Linked DNA regions of Homo sapiens: region 2 is linked to region 1. The links are chromatin loops, found by intact Hi-C in ENCODE. Cell type or tissue: A673. All regions are shown on one strand.

Region 1 (8,000 bases):
ATTCATGTGAAACACAAAAAGTCTCTGTGACATTGTTACCTACTGATGGGAGATTGTGGTAGGCACTGGTACCGCCCCCCAATAAACAAGATGTCCATGTGCTAATCCTTGTCATCTATGAATATGCCATGTTACATGATGAAGAAGGCATTAAGATTGCAAATAGAACTAAGGTTACTAATCAGCTTATCTTGAAACAGAGTGATTATCTTGGATTATCTGAGTGGGCAAATGTAATGGCAAAGTGTCCCTGAGAGACGTAAGAAAGAGAACCAGGGAAATGCCAGTGTGCGAACTAGATTCACCTTGCTGGCTTTGAGGATGCTGCAAGGTTGCCACAGATCAGTAAATGCAGGTGGCATCCAGCAGCTGGAAAGGCTGGTAAAAAGATCTTCTCCTCTGGAAGGAGAAAAGCCCTGCTGACATCCTGATTTTAGCCCAGTGAGATCCACTTTGGACTTCTGACCTCCATACGATAAGACAATCAATTTGTGCTGTGTTAAGCCACTATGTTAGAGGTGATTTATTAAACCACCAACAGAAAATTAAGACAGAGATGAAAGAAAAGTTGAATTAGAAGTAACTGAGAGGTTTTTAACTGAAGTAATTGGCAGAAAAATGAAAGAGGCAGAAAATATAGAAGAGGTCTTGAGAGATAAATGTCTTAGCATTTTCAGTTTGAGAAAAAGAAGGATGATTAAAATAGAAACCTTCAATAGAAAATAAGTTTAAATAGGTATTAAACTCAGACACGGGCATTGGAAGTGGAATCTAGGTTTAGTCCTTTTAAATATTAATATGGAGGTGACAGCTGAAGTCTCAAGGTAGTACTTCTTTAAAGGAAGGAGAAAAAAATAGGAGAAACAGGGCATCTGATCATAGGCCAAGAGCCAGAGGTAGATATCTATATCATCAATATCTATCTGTCTGTATCTCCACCTTTCTCTCTCTCATAGATCTAGCTATTAGCTGCATATGAGATCATGTGCTATTCCCAACAACATAAAAGCATGATAATAATTTTTCTAATTTAAATTTTAGTTAGAATTTTAATTTCTAATAAATTATTATTTGACCATATTCCTAAAATGAAGCCACCATGCTCACCCATGACATTCATCTTAAATTAGAAGACCTGCAAACAGCCTAAATTGAACCCCTCTGTGATTTTATAATTGAAAGTGAATGTCTTATCAAGACTTGTCTAGACTTTTAGCATGTATGATGCTAAATTGACCTTTATGTAATCAGCACAGCATGCTAACCTTAGCTCTATGCATTTTCCTACTGTATCTGGATGTACTAGAATGTCCATGAATCTAAGTCCTGAGCAGCCTCTTTTCTAGATATAGCTTGTATTGCTTAATATTTGTGCTCTATGTCCCTGAACAATTAGTTTTTTACTAATTAGACTTTGACAAAGATTTTATTTCAGAAGAATCAGACAAAAACACAGTTTATTTATTATTTGGAGGAGACTGTATCAACATATAAATCTTGGAAATTTTTGTAAGTGAACAATTAAGATCTGCTTAGAATAACAAAAATCAAAGCTGAATAGGCATGTAGTTTGGCTAAGTTTATATTTATAAATGGCAATTAGAAGAAAATGTTGAAGTTAACATTTTTGTTTAACACATTTTGTGAAATAGCTTTTTAGCTAACAAACAAGACCTGTTTTATACACACAGTGAAACCAAACCACACTTTAATAGAATGATGCCTCCCTTAAAAACATTAATCTATAGAATTAGTAGGGATTATTGCACTAACATGCTTATATTTTTCATATAGGAAACGGAACCTAGAGATGATTCAGAGTTTGTTCTTTTGAGAATTGAAACTTAAAATCAAAGTAATATCAAACAAAATGGCTTTCAAATATATTAAGGCATGCTCTTTAATGTATTGAAATATAGAAACTTGAATTATATTTAAAATTTGTTTTGAGGTGGGAAGATTTTTCAGTGAGTGGTCAGGCAAGCAATTGCTTTCACACTGAACACTAAGGAAAGATTATAATACAAAGGTCTTCAGTTATGTGACAATAACTTGGAATCAATGATGGTTGAAATGACATTTGGTTTTCCATCTTCATTAAAAAGAAAGCATGAAAAGATTATATATTTTTAGTATAGCAAAATGAAAAACAGCATAGGTATAGAGATATACTAACGTGGGTTTGAAACACAGCAAAGGCATTTATTGTCTGTGCAATCTTCAAAATCATGGTCAGCATGTATTTTATCATCTGTAAAAAAGGCTTATAAAACCTACTCCATCCACTTATTATAAATTAAATAATGAAATAAATATAATTAATTTAATAAACCTGTCATAGTGTCAAACATACAGTTAATGCTATTACTATCATTACATAAATGATCACTTTCAAAATGTATTTGTCTTTATTGATCATATATATATTCATGTGAAGTGTATGCATGAGAATGCTAAAATATAATATTAACATTTAAAATATATTTAACTATATCAATGTAATTCACCTATTAAATTATTGTAATGATATTCTGAAAATTCTTACGCAGATTGAAAATGTGCCTGCCTTAAAATATGCTCCTTTTGTGAAGAGACTTTAGTTGTCAGGGATATTATTTGACTGCTTTTACTAGAGCAAACAGAGTATTAAACATATCCACTCTTATCTGAGGCTTTAGGAAAGGACAGATTCTTCCTGTCACCTAGAGTCTGATCACTATTTAGGAAAAAAAAAAAGTTTAAGCAGGACATTGGGTTAGCAGAAAGACTGTGATACTTCACTGGCTTTACTCAAATCTCAAATTGGCAAGATCAACTAGGGCAGCAGACAAACACTAATAGAGCAAGAGAGAATGACTGAGTTCAGGTTTGAGGTGCCAAATTAAATCAATCCATGACTGCTACCAAGAGGAACAGCAGAAAATAATCAGAGGGATAACACAATCTGGGTTTTAACTGCTGTTTTGATACCCTATTTAAGGTGATATCTAACTTACTGTAGCCTCCATCTCAAATGATTTTAAGTGTTACTATCAATAATCAGTTTGGTTTCATAAGGCTGAATTTAGTTTGGGGGTAAAATGCCGTGTATTTCAAAGCATCGCCATCTTATGGTGATAACCTAGAACTACATCTGAGAGTCTTCCTTATCAATGTTACACCTAGTTACACCGAGCATGAACTCACAAATACTATAAGCAGGAGAGACAAAACCCTTTGGCAAAATAATGTTTTTACTTAATATTGTTGCATACGCATAAAAAATTCATTTTTTCTTTCAAAATACATTTAAATAGATATAATTGCTTTCCTACCTGAAGGTACAGATGTGCAATATATTGAGGATGAGTTATTAGATATGAAAAGCTGAGGGGGAGGAGTTAGCTAAACTAAAGAGTAGACTAAATCACATAAACATCTTTTATCCAGATGTGGAATGTGGAGATCAATAATCCCTTGTTGTTTTCTACTATGTATTTTTGAAACTAATTTAACTATGTATGCCCGACTGCATAATTCTACAGAAGACAAGGGTCTTTTTGTTTTTTTCTACTCCATACAGTCTCTTGTACTTTCTAAGTGATCAAATATATCTATTAGAAAATGTCTATGTATTCTCTACTGACATTCACACTGTCGGACACCATTAAACAAAAATCACTAGAGAAACACATGGCCTCAAATTTGGTGTCATGATAAATATATGTTTTTGTCTTTCAATGAGATCTTCAATGTTTTATCTCAATTCTTATAGATTGGTTTGGCCGGTTCTTTCTCCCATTTTCTATTTTTTTCTTGATTTCTTCTAAAAAAATGATACTTGTGAAGGTTTGTTACATAGGTCTACGTGTGCCATGGTGGTTTGCTGCACCTATTGGCCCGTCCTCTAAGTTCCCTACCCTTACCCCCAACCCCTAAACAGGTCCTGGTGTGTGTATTTCCCCTCTCTGTGCCCATGTGTTCTCAATTTTCAACTCCCACTTATGAATAAGAACATGTGGTGTTTGGTTTTCTGTTCCTGTGTTAGTTTGCTGAGGATGATGACTACCAGATTCATCCATATCCCTGAAAAGGACATGATCTCATTGCTTTTTATGGCTGCATAGTATTCCATGGTGTATATTACCACATTTTCTTTATCCAGTCTATCACTGATGGGCATTTGGGTTGGTTCCAAGGCTTTGCTATTGTAAATACTGATGCAATAAACATATATATGCATGTGTCTTTATAGTACAATGATTTATATTCCCATGGGTATATACCCAGTAATGGGATTGCTGGGTCAAATGGTATTTCTGGTTCTAGATCCATAAGGAATTGCCATACTGTCTTCCACAATGGTTGAACTAATTTACATTCCCACTAACAGTGTAAAAGCGTTCTTATTTCTCCACAGCCTCACCAGCATCTATTGTTTCTTGACGTTTAAAAATAATCGCCATTCTGACTGGCAAGAGATGGTATCTCATTGTGGTTTTGATTTGCATTTTTCTGAGGATCCGTGTTGTTGAGCTTTTTTTCATATGTTTGTTGGAGGTGTAAATGCTTCTTTTAAGGAGTGTCTGTTCATATCCTTTGCCCACTTATTGATAGGGTTGTTTGATTTTTCTTGTAAATATGTTTAAGTTCCTTCTAAATTCTGGATATTAGACCTTTGTCAGATGGGTAGATTGCAAAAATGTTCTCCCATTCTTTAGGTTGCCTGTTCACACTGATGATAGTTCCTTTTGCTGTGCAGAGGCTCTTTAGTTTAATTAGAACCCATCTGTCAATTTGGCTTTTGTTGCAATTGCTTTTGCCGTTTTTGTCATGAAGTGTTTGCTCATGCCTATGTCCTGAATGGTATTGGCTGGGTTTTCTTCTAGGGTTTTTATGGTTTTGGGTTTTACATTTAAGTCTTTAGTGCATCTTGAGTTAAGTTTTGTATAAGGTGTAAGGAAGGGGTCCAGTTTCAGTTTTCTGCATATAGCTACCCAGTTTTCTCAGCACCATTTACTGAATAGGAGATCTTTCTCTATTGCTTGTTTTTGTCAGGTTTGTCGAACATCAGATGGTCGTAGATGTGTGATGTTATTTCTGAGGCTTCTGTTTTGCTCCATTGGTCTATATTTCTGTTTTGGTACCAGAACCACGCTGTTTTGGTTACCATAGCCTTGTAGTACAGTTTGAAGTCAGGTAGAGTGATGCCTCCAGCTTTATTCTTTTTGCTTAGGGTTGTCTTGGCTATACAGTGTCTTCTTTGATTCCACATAAAATTTAAAATAGGTTTTTCCAATTCCATGAAAAATTTCAGTAGTAGTTTCATGGGAATCGCATTGAATCCATAAATTACTTTGGGCAGTATGGCCATTTTCAATATATTGATTCTTCCTATCCATGAGGGTGGAATGATTTTCTGTTTGTTTGTATCCTCTCTTATTTCCTTGAACAGTGGTTTGTAGTTCTCCTTAAAGAGGTCCTTCACATCCCTTGTTTGCTGTACTCTTAGGTATTTTATTCTTTTTGTTGCAATTGTGAGTGGGAGTTCATTCATGATCTGGCTCTCTGCTGGCCTATTGTTGATGCAAAGGTATGCTTGTGTTTTTGCACATTGATTTTGTATCCTGAGACTTTGCTGACATTGCTTATCAGTTCAAGAAGTTTTGGGGCCGAGACGATTGGGTTTTCTAAATATAAAATCATGTCATTTGCAAACAGAGACAACTTGACTTCCTCTCTTCCTATTTGAATATTTTTATTTATTTCTCTTGCCTCATTGTCCTGGCCAGAACTTCCAATACTGTGTTGAATAGGAGTGGTGAGAGAGGGCACGCTTGTCTTGTACCCATTTTCAAAGGGAATGTTTTCAGCTTTTTCACATTCAATATGATATTGGTTGTGGGTTTGTCATAAATAGGTCTTATTATTTTGAGATATGTTCCCTCAATACCTAGTTTATTGAGAGTTTTTAACGTGAATGGATATTGAATTTTATCAAATGCTTTTTCTGCGTCTATTGAGATAATCATGTGGTTTTTGTCTTTGGTTCTATTTATGTGATGGATTACATTTATTGGTTTGCATATGTTGAACCAGCCTTGCCTTGCAGGGATAAAGCTGTGGTGGATAAGTTTTTTGATGTGCTGCTGGATTTGGCTTGCCAGTATTTCATTTTATTGAGAATTTTCTCATTGATGTTCATCAGGGATATTGGCCTGAAGTTTTCTTTTTTGTTGTTGTGTATCTTCGCGGTTTTGTTATCAGGATGATGCTGGATTCATAAAATGAGTTAGGGAGAAGTCCCTCCTTTTCAATTGTTTGGAATGATTTCACAAGGAATGGTACCAGCTCCTCTTTGTGTTTCTGGTAGAATTCAGCTGTGAATCCATCTGGTCCTGGGCTTTTGTTTTGTTTTGTTTTGTTTGTATGCTATTAATCACTGCCTCAATTTCAGAGCTTGTTGTTGGTCTATTCAGGGATTCAACTTCCTGTTTCAGTCTTGGTAGGGTGTATGCCTCCAGGAATTCATCCATTTCTTCTATATTTTCTAGAGTATTTGTGTAGAGGTGTTTGTAGTATTCTTTGACAGTAGTTTGCATTTCTGTAGGGTCAGTGGTGATATCCCCTTTATCATCTTTTATTGGGTCTATTTGATTCTTCTCTTTGTTCTTCTTTGTCTAGTAGTCTATCTTGTTAATTTTTTCAAAAAAAACAGCTCCTGGATTCATTGATTTTTGGAGAGTTTTTAGTGTCTCTATCTCCATCATTCTTCTGTAATCTTAGTTATTTCTTGTTTTCTGCTCACTTTTGGAAATGTTTGCTCTTCCCTCTCTAGCTCTTCAGGATTGTGAATGTTAGGGGGTCAATTTAGTATCTTTCTAGCTTTCTGGCATGGACATTTAGTGCTACAAATTTTCCTCTTAAGACTGCCTGTGCTGTGTCCCAGAGATTCTAGTACATTGTCTCTTTGTTCTCATTGGTTTCAAAGAACTTCTTGATCTTAGCCTCAATTTCATTATTTATCTAGATGTCATTCAGAAGCAGGTTGTTCAATTTTCATGAAATTGTGTGGTTTTGAGTGAGTTTCTTTATCCTGAGTTCTAATTTTATTGCACTGTGGTCTGAGAGACTGTTTTCTACGACTTCAGTTCTTTTGCATTTGCTGAGGAGTGTTTTATTCCAATTATGTGGTCAATTTGAAAATAAGTGCCATGTGGCACTGAGAAGAATGTATATTCTGTTGATTTTGGGTAAAGAGTTCTGTAGACATCTACTAGGTACACTTGATCCAGAGCTGAGTTCAAGTCCTGAATATCCTTATTAATTTTCTGTCTTGTTGGTCTGTCTAATAATGACAATGGAGTGTTAAAATCTCCCACTATTATTATGTGGGAGTCTAAGTCTTTGTAGGTCTCTAAGAACTTGTTTTATGAATCTGGGTGCTCCTGTATTGGGCACATATATATTTAGAATAGTTGGCTCTTCTTGTTGAATTGTTCCCTTTACCATTATGTAATGCCCTTCTTTGTCTTTTTTGATCTTTGTTGGTTTAACGTCTGTTTTGTCAGAGACTAGGATTGCAACCGCTGCTTTTTTCTGCTTTCATTTGCTTGGTATATTTTCTTCTATCCCTTTATTTTGAGCCTATGTGTGCCTTTGCATGTAAGATGGGTCTCCTGAGTACAGCACATCGATGGGTCTTGACTCTAACCAAATTGCCAGTCTGTGTCTTTTAATTGAGGCATTTAACCCATTTACATTTAAGGTTAGTACTGTTGTGTGTGAATTTGATCCTGTCATCATGATGCCTTTTGGTTATTTTGCACGCTAGTTGATGCAGTTTCTTCACAGTGTCATGGTCTTTATGTTTTGTTGTGTTTTTGCAGTGGCTGGTACTATTTTTTCTTTCCATATTTAGTGAACCTTACAGGAGCTCTTGCAGGGCACACCTGGTGGTAACAAAATCCCTCAGCATTTGCTTGTCTGGAAAGGATTTCATTTTTCCTTCACTTATGAAA
Region 2 (8,000 bases), 1.3 Mb before region 1:
GTGCAATGGGCAGGAAGAGCCCATTGGGCTATTACAGCACTACTTTCTCTGTTCTTACATTGCTGAAGTCCAGGTCACAAAAAACTAAATGAAATGTTAAGTGCCAAAAGATTTTCTCATTTCAAAGGGAAATAAGCAATTTTTTGGCATAAATTATAAGAGAATAGCTACCTGGGCTCTTCCAGGGCTCCTCATGCTTCCAGATAATGTTGAGTGGAAATGGATAGCTATGGTTATAGATATTTTGAGGAATTTGAAAAAATGATAGCTTCAGCAGGCAGAATTCTAAGATGCTCCCAATATTCCTGCCCCCAATGACCTATACTCTGTGTGCAATGACTCTGCCATTCATTGTGTGAGAGGCCTGTAAATTAAATGACATCTCACTCACATAAACTTATTAAGTTTAATGGAAAAATAAGTTGTGCATATATAATTAGGGTCCCTAATCACTTGACATTGAGTTAATTAAGGAGATTTTACTTGAGAGGTGTGATCTAACCAGGAGACCCCTTAAAAGAAAGGAGTGATGCAGATGCTTTTCGTCCTGCCTTATAAGAAGTAAATTTGTCATTATAGGAGATTATGTGGCAAGTGGCAAGTGCTCAAGGGGTGCCTGTGGGAACTGAAACCTGATATTTGGCGAGAGCTAACAACATTGTCATAGGAGCCACAAGGAAGTAGTAACTACCACAAAAACAAAACAAACACACAACAACAATACAAAACAAACAGCCACGAGGAACTGGCTCTGCTAGGAACCAGTAAGGTTACAAAAGACTCCAAGGCTTAGATTGGATCATAGCCCCAATCACGCCTTGATTTCCTCCCAAAAGGCCCTGAGCAAAGGAACCAGTTATGCCATATTATGACTCACTGTAGCCGTGGTTTTGTCCCTTTTTACTTTTTACTCTTCTGTATTACTTCAATTTTTATAGTAAGCCTATATTATTTTTACCAACACAGTAAAGCCATCACTTTTAGGAAAATATATCCTTGAGTGATAAGGCTCTACACTCTCAATTATCTAGTAGGTCTTAATAGGCAATGGGAAGGAATACCGTCAATGAACGCAAATGATCCGAGGATGTAGGCTTATCTGAAACAGACTAGATTCTTTCTAAGACAAGCAGTTAGAAAACAGATTTATACCAGGCTGAACCAGGATGCACAGACACTAGGAGCAAGCTCTTATAAATAGGTTTATTACACTAGGCTGAACAATAAAGATAAGATGTTCAGAACAAGCATCATTTTAATGAAAAAGCAGGTTTCCTAAAACTCAGTTTTATGATCAATATAGTAGTCAATTCTTGTCTGGGAAGAGACGTGGGAGAGTTTATGCATATCTCATCATCATTGACAAAAGGTTGCAACTCAATATTTTATATAAAAAAGCTGTATTTGATGAACAAAAGTTGCCACTATATCAGGTGAGAATGTCCCTGTAACAAAGGGAAAAACAATGAAATGTAGTTAAGTTTTAAAACGTAGATTTTAGTTTGGACAAAATTTCAACACCATTTGTTAGAAAATTAATAATATATAAGCTTATAAGAAACATATAATTACTAGGCAAAAAGTGTTTGTAAACAAAAATATTTAAATGAAGAAACATCCATTTTATATAACTTACCTTAAAAATATTTGTAACAAAACTATTTATTAGAAATGCACTTAATTTTTCTGTGGACAAGTTATTACTATACTTTAGTGTTTTGCAACTCTGCAAAATTTTCGTAGTTTTAACAAATTATCTTAAGAATCATGGTCATTATAGTAATGCCTGTATTTTAGCGGTAATTTTTGGAATAAATTTAGTAACCAAGATAAACAAAAAACAAGCAAACAAAACAAAACAAAAAAGAATTGCAAGAAACTCTAGTGCTTCTAGACATAGGTTTTTAGTGATATTTCCCCTAAAAAATTACAGAGGGTTTCGTCACATACTATAAATGCTGAAATAAAATATATGTGTCATGTCCACATACAGTATAAATCATGACTATTGGGGAGGCCAATTATCTTTTCTAACATGCATTGTTGTACACAACAATTGGAAGTATACTCTTTCTAAACATATACTATGATTTACAGCAAGCTGTGTGACTTTGAAAAATTATCTTCCTTCTTTGAGCTTCAGCTTTCCTATTTGTAGAATCAGTAAAACATATTTTTCTAAATTATTTGCAAAACGTTCCAAACTTTACATGCTATGTGAGTAAAAAGAAAAATAATGCAGCAGAAGTGAAAACAGTAAACCAACAGAAGATATTTGTCCTTTTAGTCGACAACAATTTTAAACATCTTATATATTTCAGGCATTTCCTTTACTGATGGGGAAATAAACACAGATATGGAAAAGTGCCTCCAGGGGCTTAAAATATAGTAGGAGGAATGAGTTGTATTTTCAATATGAGAACCTTGTAAGTATCATAGATGCTTTGACAGAAATGTTGACATTTGGGGACAAAATAAAGGAGTGATCAACTTTGCCTGAGGGACTCTAGGAGGCCTTTGTTGAGAAGCAAGGGAGAAAAAAATGTTAAAGAACATGTAAGAATTCATGAAGATACTTATATGGGACAGGGAGTTCTATGCAGAAGGAGGAGAACCACAATACCATTGGTAGACATCGCAATGATTTTGCTGTACTTGGAATGTAGCTTGTGCATATGAACATGCCTGTAAATGTGTGTGTGTGCAGAAGTTAGTAATAGAAAATGCACTCTTTGATCTTTATCTTTCTATCAGTAGGACCAGAAACTGATTTAAGTAAGATGAACATGTTTCTATCTAAACGTCTAAATAGATTTCTTTCATTCCCCCATGAATAAAAAGATTAGTTGGAGGAAAATAACGTGTGAGGCTGGGAAAATAGCCTTTGCAGTGGCAAAAAGGAGTCAGGAAGAGGGCTGTATGGCAAATTCATAGGTGGAGAAAGGAAAATTTTAACCTGAGTTCTGGAAAAATCAGCAACCAGCCTTTGTGCCCTATTTGGCAAGGGGATGTCAATAGGAATGGAAGCGGTGTTAGAAAAATCACAGATTTTTGCTTTAAGAAACTGGAAAGGAGAAAACATGAGTAGGCAGACTTTTGTTGGGAGCAAAGAAAGAACTCAGCTTTAGACAGTGAATTTGAAAAGTCTATGGCATGTGCAGTTAGAATTGTCTACAAGACTAGAAAAATCTGCAGTGGTTACGTTGATTTAGGGCTAAGTTACAGTTGATGAGACTTTAGGGAAACTAGGTAAGGTATTACAAAAGAAGGTGAAGACAAATATTTAGAAAAACAGAAACATAATATAGAAACAACAGCATTCATGTGTTTTTTCTTTAATTAGGTACATTAGCGTGGCTAAAAATAGCATTATTTTAAACTTAAACTGAGGCATGTATGATTGGCTATGTAAAATATTCCAAATTTTATTATCATTTTGTTCTTAAGAGTTATTCAAAAATTAACCACATGATGGTGCTATGCTACCAAATCATGTGAACTCATTTGTCAAGCGTGAAAAAAGAAAAAGAGTTTTACTGATTTACGGGTAAGTATAAAATATATATATGCTCAGTGGGACCAACTGGCACCTTAGCCGATTTGTTAAAAGGCTCTTTGTGAAGAGTAATATCATTTATCTCATACGTTTTTAAGGAAAAAGAAAAATTCTGCTTTGGATTTAATGTGATCACACAGTTATGTTAATTTGAAATAAACTAATATTGCCAAGTAACATCAAAATGGTAAGCACTGTCTCTAATTCCAAAAAAGGTTTACTTTTAAAAAAACTAAATAGGAAATAACTTCACCACTCTTCATTTTAAACAGTTTCTAAGAGAAAGTTTTGTAGAAATGGTAGAGAACTGTTTGAAAAATTATACAGGATATTAAATTATTATTTTGGATAACAAGTATTCACTTAATTATTTTAATTATTTAAATTTTGCAATCACTTTGGAGAAAATTCAAGTGCTTCTATAACCATATTTAGATTTTGAGTCCTTGAAAACTTTTAATTCGTGTAACTCACTATCCATGTTTACATATAAGAAGTATATATTTTATTCCCATTTATTCAGTAGCAAAAAAAACACTAGTGACTAAACACAAATTTCATTTAGGTTTTCACTAAGAATGAAGCCATTGAATTTTAAAACTCTTATTCTGTCATTGTAAATGTAGCTCACCTCTTAATTTCTAGACAATTTGAATTTTTAAAAAACTTTATTCTGATTTTATTAGTGTTTTATTGCTATAACACCCAACACCATATAGGACAAGCTTTTTTTTTTTTTTACAGTTTTCTCAGAGTGGTAGGATGTGAGGGTGGAATAAAAGCAGTTTTTATTTTGTTTTGTTTTGTTTTGTTTTACCAATATCTTATGCCTTGGAGCAATTTATAAAGCTTCATAATGTTCCTCTGAATTCGAAGTGTCACAGTGAAATGGCATTCTGTCACAGTGAAATGGCATTCTGTCACAGGGCTCATAAAGTGAATCAAAGTTAAGGTTAATAAAATAAATAAAAATGCCTTTCTTCAGTCTTCTCAGTTAATCTAAACCTGACCATCATTTTTGTTTTCTCAAGCCCTCCCTCTATACAGGAAATAGACAGAGGAGAAAATAGTGAAAGAAAAGCAAATAAAAGATTTTGAAGATAAAACAGTAATAACAATATGTACTTCAGATCATTAGTATTTTAATGTATTCTTAAGTGCGTTAAAAAAAGAAAAACTCTGAAAACAAAGCATGTCATGCCTCATTCCTCTATTGCAGCTCAAAATCTGTTAGCTAAAAAATTAAAATAACTGGTGTTTAAAAAAGGACTACATATTCAAATGTAGAATATATATTTGGGACTTTCTAAATGCATTTAGTATACTTAAAATGTAATTTCTGTATGAATCTGATTTTATATCAGAATTCTTGTATTGCAATATTGAAGGGAAAACCTTAACAAATAATTTAAGATCATTCTGGATCTGCAACACTACTGTTGATGTTTACATACACAGTTATTGAGATACACCTAATTCTTTAAGGATTCCTAATGATAATTGCAAGATGAAGTTTTCTGAGAACTTATTGAATATATGCTTGAGTATAGTACTATTTTACAGTCTTTACCCAAAAGCATTCTGTACTTAAAAAATTGTTGTAGTGTTTCAATTGATTTTGAATTTTTATGGGCTTTATTCAATGAGATATTTTCTCACATTTTTATTAAGTCATACTATCATGTTTAATTGAGTAATGCATCTATGTACATGTGTGCATATAAACACAATACACGATACAATATATACAATAGATAGGTGGACAGTTTTTAAGTTTCATTACAAAAATGTCCTCCTGAGTTATTTTTTAAAGATTCAATAGATGTAGGGTGCAGGCTACAATGTTCTTTCTAATAGAACACTAGGTTAGCATAGGGGATTGCCTCTAGTGGATCCATATTTAGAGATGAAAGCAAATTACAACACTGAAAGAAAATCCATGTGTTTTATTAGGCTCTGAAGTCTCAAATGCTTGGTGTAATTTACCAGATGATGATAATATTTATACAAATATGTTTTGGCTGTTCCTTTACAATTTATTTAGAATCTCACAATCTCTCACCATCTCTGTTGCTGTACCATCACGTTCCACATTTCTATCTGTTTCCCGGTTTACTTCTATGGTCTCTTAACTGAGCTATTGCTTTCATTATTTCCTAGTTACTGTTCTCTTAAGACAACCAGAGTCACTTGGGTCTACAAGGGTAAGGCGAGGCCAGGTGTGGTGGCTCATGCCTGTAATCCCAGCACTTTGGGAGGCCAAGGCAGGTGGATCACCTGAGGTCAGGAGTTCAAGACCAGCCTGACAAACATGGTGAAACCCCTTCTCTACTAAAAATACAAAAAATTAGCCAGGCATGTTGGCAGGCACCTGTAATCCCAACTACTTGGGAGGCTGAGGCAGGAGAATCGCTTGAACCTGGGAGACAGAGGTTGCAGTGAGCCGAGATCCCTCCATTGCACTCCAGCCTGGGCAACAAGAGCAAAACTCCATATCAAAATAAATAAATAAATAAAAATAAATAAAAGAGTAAAAGTGATCTAGATCTACACTCACATGGGCTCTCTATATCACGATCTGTTAATAATTCAACATCTTTGCCTGGTCTACAAGGCTCTGCCTGGCGAGCCCGTCATCTCTGGCCAAGGCCCTCTTCCTTCACTTCATTCCAGCCCCACTGGCCTTCTTGCCTAGTACACTCCCAATTCAGAGATTTTGAAATTGCTGCTCAAACTTTTAGGAACTCACATCACCCAAATACCACATGGTCAGGTTTTTGCTCATATTCCCTTCTAATACAGAAGTCTTTTTTTATTTTTCACCTCACTGTAAGATACCCTCCACCCTCCACATGCCTTTTACCCCTTCATCCTACTTTAAGTCTTTCTAGCTTGAATTCATCACTGCTGAAAGTGATTTCTAATTTGTTTGTTTATCTCCTGACGTCCTCAGTTGAATGGAAGCTGAGTATGAGTGCAGGCAGTGTGTTTGTTGAGTTCACTGCCCTATCTCCATAGTGGAGTCTGGAAAACAGTGGCTGCTTCCAAAATACCTGTTGAATGAAGTAGTGAAAGTTATGGACATTGAGCTTTACTTAGATAATGAATTTCAGGCCAGTAAAATGGACAACAATGATTCATCCACCACAGGAGAAATGAGTGTGTGTGTGTGTGTGTGTGTGTGTGTGTGTGTGTGTGTGTGTTTTATTTGCAGATATACTTTCAAGATTATCTACCCTATCTAAATCTATTTTAATAAAAGTATTATATAATTTTGCATATCTCAATTTTAATCCAGTTAAGAAGAATAAAAATTCTAAATAAACACAATAAATACAAAAAATAAATAACATGACTCATTCTCTGTAGATGTTTCATAATGAAAAAGGCAGATATGTTCTTATTGCTTTCATGATAGTTGAACTTACATAACTGAATGATTACTTTCAAAGATTAATATGTTTTGATATAATAAGATAAAGGACTATTATTAAACCACGCCTTTTTCAACTGTTTTAAAAATAAATAAGAATGACATACATTTTTCTAGATTGACACCTAGACATTGATTACTTATTGGTATAGGTGGTAAATATGTGTAAATAAAAATGAAAACATAAACATAAAACTATGTGTGTGAATATAAAGTAAGTTACAATAATTAAATATAAATAAGTATATAAACATAAATATATATAAAGTATATCTAGAATTGAATCTTTCGTACCTTAATTTTACTTTGGAAGTATACTTAATTTTATATTTAAATATTATGACTTCTTAATTTAAAATATTTTTTATATTATTAATGATTTTTATTTGTTCCATTTGAATAGATGATTGTAACCCATTTAAATGTGATTTCTTTGTTGGAGACCTTCTTAGGGAAAAAATTAAGTGAGAAGACTTTACATTGATTTGGGACTAAAAGAAAAAGAGAAAAACAAACTAAATAACAATGAAGGAGTAAAGTTGATAAGAATTTGACATATTTTTCTAACTGTACTTTGCAAATTTAACATAAATGCTTAATTTAATAGAGTGGGATCATGTGGGTTAAATTAATTTCTAGACTAAGCGTAATTTTTGCACAATAGTAGAAATAAAAATATGATAATCTATTTGAAAAATGTGTTTCTTTTTAAGAGTATTTTCATTACCATATATATTGCTTCCTTGTTAAAATTCAGAATTCCTGAGCAAATATGGGAGGGGCAGACTGATTAATGGAACTAAATGCAAAGTATTTATTCTGGTTAAAATAATTACAATGAGTAAATGAGTATTGTATACTGCAGTTTGGAGTATATTCTTCAAAATTCTTCAAAATGGAGTGTGTTTTGTAGAAGGGGAGGAAATGGCTGAACTAAATGAGCTTCACTTTTCTGCCTTTACTTTGCTATTGGAAATTCCTATAATTTGCCTCACTATTATGGAAAAAATG

The links. Hi-C counts contacts between places; a loop is a spot of excess contacts. Peaks named below come from ENCODE experiments on the same cell type or tissue, not always from the same donor. Only the 100,000 strongest peaks of a DNase experiment are listed, where the experiment ranks them.
Region 2: a loop joins it to region 1, with 8 times the contacts of the local background. A loop is called at or near these places in 8 of 110 quality-filtered maps.

The regions. Positions count from the first base shown.
Region 1 is chr5:23,136,693-23,144,692 of GRCh38, forward strand. No RefSeq gene overlaps it. Among named protein-coding and RNA genes, the nearest start is that of CDH12, 290 kb to the left of the region's middle. In A673, a CTCF peak has its summit at 3,130 (motif pointing left); no DNase peak of the experiment used is centred here.
Region 2 is chr5:21,807,428-21,815,427 of GRCh38, forward strand. All of the region lies in intron 9 of CDH12 (cadherin 12), which reads right to left. Among named protein-coding and RNA genes, the nearest start is that of SNORA105A, 73 kb to the right of the region's middle. RefSeq lists a silencer at 5,659-5,853. In A673, a CTCF peak has its summit at 3,465 (motif pointing right); a DNase peak (open chromatin) is centred at 3,504; H3K4me3 peaks cover 388 bases; H3K27ac peaks cover 3,980 bases.